Linked DNA regions of Homo sapiens: region 1 is linked to region 2. A link is a loop called in an ENCODE intact Hi-C map of the cell type or tissue named here. Cell type or tissue: dorsolateral prefrontal cortex. All regions are shown on one strand. Each heading gives the region's core, and the rest is flanking DNA. Links, peaks and the distances in the headings are about the cores only.

The links. Peaks named below come from ENCODE experiments on the same cell type or tissue, not always from the same donor. Only the 100,000 strongest peaks of a DNase experiment are listed, where the experiment ranks them.
Region 1: it touches region 2 in a loop (3-fold over the local background); 13 of 110 quality-filtered maps call a loop at or near these places.

What each region holds. Positions count from the first base shown.
Region 1 is chr2:53,421,481-53,424,397 of GRCh38, reverse strand. No RefSeq gene overlaps it. Among named protein-coding and RNA genes, the nearest start is that of CHAC2, 340 kb to the left of the region's middle. In dorsolateral prefrontal cortex, for the core only: a CTCF peak has its summit at 1,329 (motif pointing left); no DNase peak of the experiment used is centred there.
Region 2 is chr2:53,714,381-53,717,297 of GRCh38, reverse strand. It overlaps ASB3 (ankyrin repeat and SOCS box containing 3), which reads left to right. Exons shown (of 10, transcript NM_016115.5): 6 at 555-732; 7 at 2,717-2,914. It overlaps GPR75-ASB3 (GPR75-ASB3 readthrough), which reads left to right. Exons shown (of 10, transcript NM_001164165.2): 6 at 555-732; 7 at 2,717-2,914. Among named protein-coding and RNA genes, the nearest start is that of CHAC2, 52 kb to the left of the region's middle. In dorsolateral prefrontal cortex, for the core only: a CTCF peak has its summit at 1,515 (motif pointing right); no DNase peak of the experiment used is centred there; H3K27ac peaks cover 179 bases.

The DNA.
Region 1 (2,917 bases), core at 283-2,782, 290 kb after region 2:
CTAACTATGAGCATCCAGAAAGAGGAGACAGTAAAACATAGATAAGACAGCTTGGGCACAGAGGGGGATGGCGGGAAAGTCCCTTTGGTAACTGCCAAAATTTACACTCATAAAATGGGCCCCAGTAAAACAGTGGGCCTTAATAAGCACATTCCTTTCCCTTCAGGTGCACTAAGATAGGGAAGCTAAAAGCAGACTCGGGGGTATGCCTGCAGTTGCAGAAAGATGTTTGGGAACAGACACACAACTCTCCCTCCCAGATAAGCACAACAAAGAGACACAGAAGCAATCCAAGCCTCTGATAAACTCTCCCACCCTGAATCCTTAAAAACTCTTAGTCTGTAAGAGAGTGTGCCTCTGACCTACCTTGGCCAGAAGCTCCTCTCGGGTTTGTTTTCTCTAAAATAAAACTGTCTTGACTGGTGAGCTGCATTTCATGTTTCTTTCCTCTTTCTTTAATTCTTACAGAAATCCCAGAGACAACCCAAAACCCTACTGCCACTGGAGCTGCAGAAGTACCACTTGCTGTCCTTGGGCTGGAGAAGAAACAAAGAGCCTGAATGTTTTGCTGGCACCTCGAGCATGACACAGTCACCATAGACAGAGGAGCCCAGCCTCTCAGTCTCTCTTCCCTGTGAGCCTCTACCTCCCACTCTTCACCAAGCAGCCCTGCCCCCCACAGAGCTGCCCCACCCCTGCATGAACATTTCCATTGGCAGTGGCTCTGTTTCTCCAGGGTGAGGCTCCCAGATGCTACTGAAAGTCCCTCCGCCTTTGCAACTGCAGAGGTACTGCCCTTGCTGCCTTTGGACTGGAGAAGGAACAAAGACCCTAAGTGCTTTACTCATACCTCCAGCCTGCCACAGCTGCTCTAGGGAGAAGAGGCCATTCTGTCTTCCCTGCAAGCCCCTCATCCCCGTGTTCATCACCAGGCAGGGCCTCCTGGCTTGGGCCCTCAATGCAGCTACCCATCCTGGGGCTGACTGTTCCAATTGGCAGCAACTCTTAATTTCTCTAAGAGAAATTAAGTGAAGTGAAGCCCCAAGAGACAAGTGAAAGGCCCTCTGCCATTTACACTGCCAAGGTCCCTTACCCTGCAGCTCCCAAGTTGGGGAGAAAACAAAAAGCCAGAGTTCACCCCAGGGTTGCAGTGCACAGCCTGAGAGTGCCAAGCTGGGATCTGCAGCCAGCATTGAATAGAAGAGGAGCCCTACACTCTCAGAGTACTGAGAGAGAACACTGCTGCAATCATGAGGAAATGGAGAGGAGCTAATGTGGCTGAGCAAGAGCCTACATACTGGCGGTTACACATAGGCGCCATCTACTGGATCCCAGGCCAAACTTTGACAGCAAAAATAGTTCGCTATTATAGGCCCCTGTGAAACCAAGGACAAGAATTCAGCCACAAATAAAGACCCTGCACAAAGCCTCGGCCTTTTGGAAACATCCAGAAAGGAAGTCAACTGACGGTACTCAAATTACACCACAGTTAAAGGAACATCAGCCCACATGGATGAGAAAGAACCAGCACAAGAATTCTGGCAACTCTAAAAGTTAGTGCGTCCTTACCTCCAAAAGACCACATTATTTCCCAAGCCATTGTTCTTAACCAGAATGAAATGGCTGAAATGACAGACAGAATTCAAAATCTAGATGATAACAAAGGTCATTGAAATTCAGGAGAAAGTGGAAACCCATTCCAAAAAACCTGAAGAATCCAGTAAAATGATTCAGGAAATGAAAGATGAAATAGCCATTTTAAGAAAGAAACAAACTGAGCTGATAGAGCTGAAAAACTGACTACAAGAATCTCATAACACAATAGGAAGTATTAATAACAGAACAGACCAAGCTGAGGAAAGAATGGCAGAGATTCAAGACCAGTTCTTTGAATTATCAGGTTGATGCAAAAGTGATTGTGGCTTTTGTCATATTTGATGGCAAAAACCACAGTTACTTTTGCACCAACCTGATAACTCAGACAAGAAAAAAAAAACTTGGAAAAATATAGTATTATGTAAAGAGTCCAAATCTATGACTCATTGGCATATCTGAAAGGGAGAGAAAACAAGAAAATTGGGAAACGTATTTGAGGATATTGTTCACAGAAATTTCCCCAACCCCACAAGAGGAGTCAGCATACAAATTCAAAAAATTTAGAGGACCCCTGTGAAATATAGTACAAGAGGACCATCTCCAAGACAAATAGTCATCAGATTCTTCAAGGTCAATGTGAAAGAGAAAAAATATTAAACGCAGCTCAAGAGGAGGGGCAGGTCACCTACAAAGGGAACCCCATCAGGCTAACAGCAGACCTTTCAGCAGAAACTACAAGCCCGAAGAGATTGAGGGCCTATATTCACCAACCTTAAAGAAAAGAAATTCCGACCAAGAATTTCATATCCAGCCAAACTAAGCTTCATAAACACAGAAGAAATAAGATCTCTTTCAGGGAAGCAATTGGTAAGGAAATGTGTTACCACAAGATCTACCTTATAAGAGGTCCTTAAGGGAGTGCTAAACATGGAAATGACCACCATGAAAACACACTCAAGTACATAGATCATCAACAACATAAAGCAAATACACAATCAAGTCTACATAACAACCAGCTAACAAAATAATGGCAGGATCAAATCTGCACATATCAGTATTAACCTTGAGCATAAATGGGTTAAACACCTCACTTAAAAGACATAGAGTAACAAGTTGGATTAAGAAGCAAGACCCATGTATGTTGTCTTCAAGGGACCCAGCTCACATGCAAGGACACCCACAGGTTCAAAGTAAAGGGAGGGAGAAAGATCTATCAAGCACATAGAAAACAAAAAAGAGCAGGAGTTGCTATTCTTATTTTAAACAAAACCAACTTTAAACCAATAATGATAAAAAAGGAAAAAGAAGGGCATTACATAAT
Region 2 (2,917 bases), core at 104-2,603:
AATTAGTGGCATAATTTGGATTTTATCTTTTTCAGCAGTTATCAGAAATATTATCCATGTTTGATAGTTTGCATTTTTCTTTTTAAATGTTTACTTATTGGGCCCCAGAATGCTTGTTGGAGGAGGGATTGGAATGAAATGTATCCTTCATTGAATAGGATTTTTGTTTTAGCTTAAAAATGAATTCTAAGATATGAATCACTTGTTTTCTTGCTGACGTAGAGGCAAGACCTTTTTATTTTTGATAGAGACAGGGTCTCACTATGTTGCCCAGGCTGGTCTCAAACACGTGGCCTCAAGCAATCCTCTGGCCACAGCTTCCTAAATTGCTGGGATTCCAGGCATGAGCTACCCTGTCAGTTTAGCGAAGACAATTTAAATGATTACCAAGAAGTTAGCAAAGTAAATATGTTTATATAACAACATCCAACATTCAGTGAAGAGGGAAAAGCTTACCGTGCTACGAAACCCTTTTATGGTAGTTCCTTTGAAATTTGTGTTGATTTTTTTAAGTATTAGGGTTATCTGTTAAATGTTTTATTTTGTACCCTTAGGTGCAAATGTCAATTGTCAAGCCTTGGACAAAGCTACACCCTTGTTCATTGCTGCTCAAGAGGGACACACAAAATGTGTGGAGCTTTTGCTCTCCAGTGGGGCAGATCCTGATCTTTACTGTAATGAGGACAGTTGGCAGTTACCTATTCATGCAGCTGCACAAATGGGCCATACAAAGTAAGTGTTAAAAACAGAAAATAAACATGGTCTCTTAATCAAAAGCTAATAAAGAATAAATCTGGGCTAGACCCTTCACCTCTAGGCAAAGTCTTTGATATTCTCTTCCCTACCAATCTGCTGGGTGAACAGATCTACCCCTAATCTGTCCTTCATGCTGTCTTTTGCTCCTACTATTCCTGCACTTTCATATTGTGAGGCAGAATTGCTACAGACTGGGTAGGCTCAGGGACTTTCTCGGGGTGTTGACTCTTCCCATTGATTTCTCTAGTTATGGCTGTATCCGCCGCCTCCTCCTCCCTAGTTTTATCCCAGGCATCTTTAAGCATCAATCTGATGAGGCCATCCATGTTACCTCTCTGACCCCAGAAAGCTTTTGAGTTTGTGATGCCTGTTGGAGTGTGTGCTAAGTAGTCCTCCCTGTCTTAAACCCTTTGACTGAACTTTTCTTGATCTAACCTCAAATTGGAGAGAGAGTAAATGGGGGTTCCAGGAATCTTAGAAGCTAGTAACTTGGTTATACCTGTGAGAATATGGCTACCTATCATAAATTGGCAGTCAATGATTTTTAGAAATATATGTGAGAATATGGCTACCTATCATAAATTGGCAGTCAATAATTTTTAGAAATACATGTTTAGAATCTTTAGAGCCATAATTCTATAATAGCACTTTTTATAGCTGCTATTAGTATTATTTAATTTAAAAAGTAATAGTAAAATATTCATTACTTAATTTAGTTTGTTTACATAGTAGGAAAACAGATTCTGCAATTTGGTCATTATGCCACTAGGTGACACAGTACTTTACTATTTCATTAATGATATTTGTAAGCATGTTTATGTCTTGTGGGAGAGTATAATTTTTCCCACCTACTTAAAAAAATTAAACACATTTATTAAAGTTAAGAGACATTAGACTATTTTAACAAAATACTTAGATTTAAAAATTTGATATTTTCCCCAATTCTTGATCATTTATTTAAACATAAGTGTTAGATATTGTACTCTGAACTTTAAATGGTACCAAAACTCTCCTGGGCATTTGTTCTCAATTTTGAGAATTCTCATTGTCACTGATGATTTTCTTTATAGCCTACTTCAAAGGTAACCCCTTTTGTGAGTGTAAGTTCTACTTAAATGTTATCTTAGACATACATTACATGAGGAAAAGTCACAAAGAGAAATGTAATACTATGAAAATACTTCAGAGTAGCCCTGTCTGTCTTTTCCCAGAAAGAAGGAATTTCCTGGCTTTAACTATACAGTTTTATTTTTAATTTTAGAAGGGTAGAATAGTCCTTTTTTCTTTCCAGTTGACTGCTAGAGGTAAGTTTACAAATAACCTAAGAACTTTTGTTTTAATTATTTTCTTAGAACTTTCTCTACCTAGGAGCCAGCTTCTTTATAAATCTGCCTCCATATTTAATGAGCTCACTTTTTTTTCAGATAATAGAATATTTTAGCACAAATTATAATTTCTTCCTGATGAAAACATTAGTCTTAATTTCATGCCAGTTATCATCTTTAAAAATTTTTACTAATTGGAAAAGAAAAACTAGTTGGTACTTTAAGAAGGAAAATAGTGCATTTTCTTGATGCCAGTTTATACTTAGTAGAATGATGTTTTAAATAATTTATTAAACCCTAAAATATCTAACATAAAATTTGAATTTTGGGGGTTAAGGTGGTGCTAGTAAGGTAATAAAATTAAAAGAGCACCTTTTCTGTTTACATATAGGAACATTAATTTTGTTTCAAATGTATTTAAAGACCTTTTTATTAAGCAATAATAAGTGTAACATTCTGGAGTAAATATATAGCATGTAATAGTTTAATGTTGTTGGTAGAAGGTACACCCTAGACAGAAATATTTCTTTAAATGAATCAGTTGGTAATTCTGAAAAAAATTGTGCTATAGAAATGTTGCCTACATTTATGCACATATACAAACACTAAATTCTCCTGAATTTGTGTATTTATAGAATCTTGGACTTGTTAATACCACTTACTAACCGGGCCTGTGACACTGGGCTAAACAAAGTAAGCCCTGTTTACTCAGCAGTGTTTGGGGGACATGAAGATTGCCTAGAAATATTACTCCGGAATGGCTACAGCCCAGACGCCCAGGCGTGCCTTGTTTTTGGATTCAGTTCTCCTGTGTGCATGGCTTTCCAAAAGGAGTA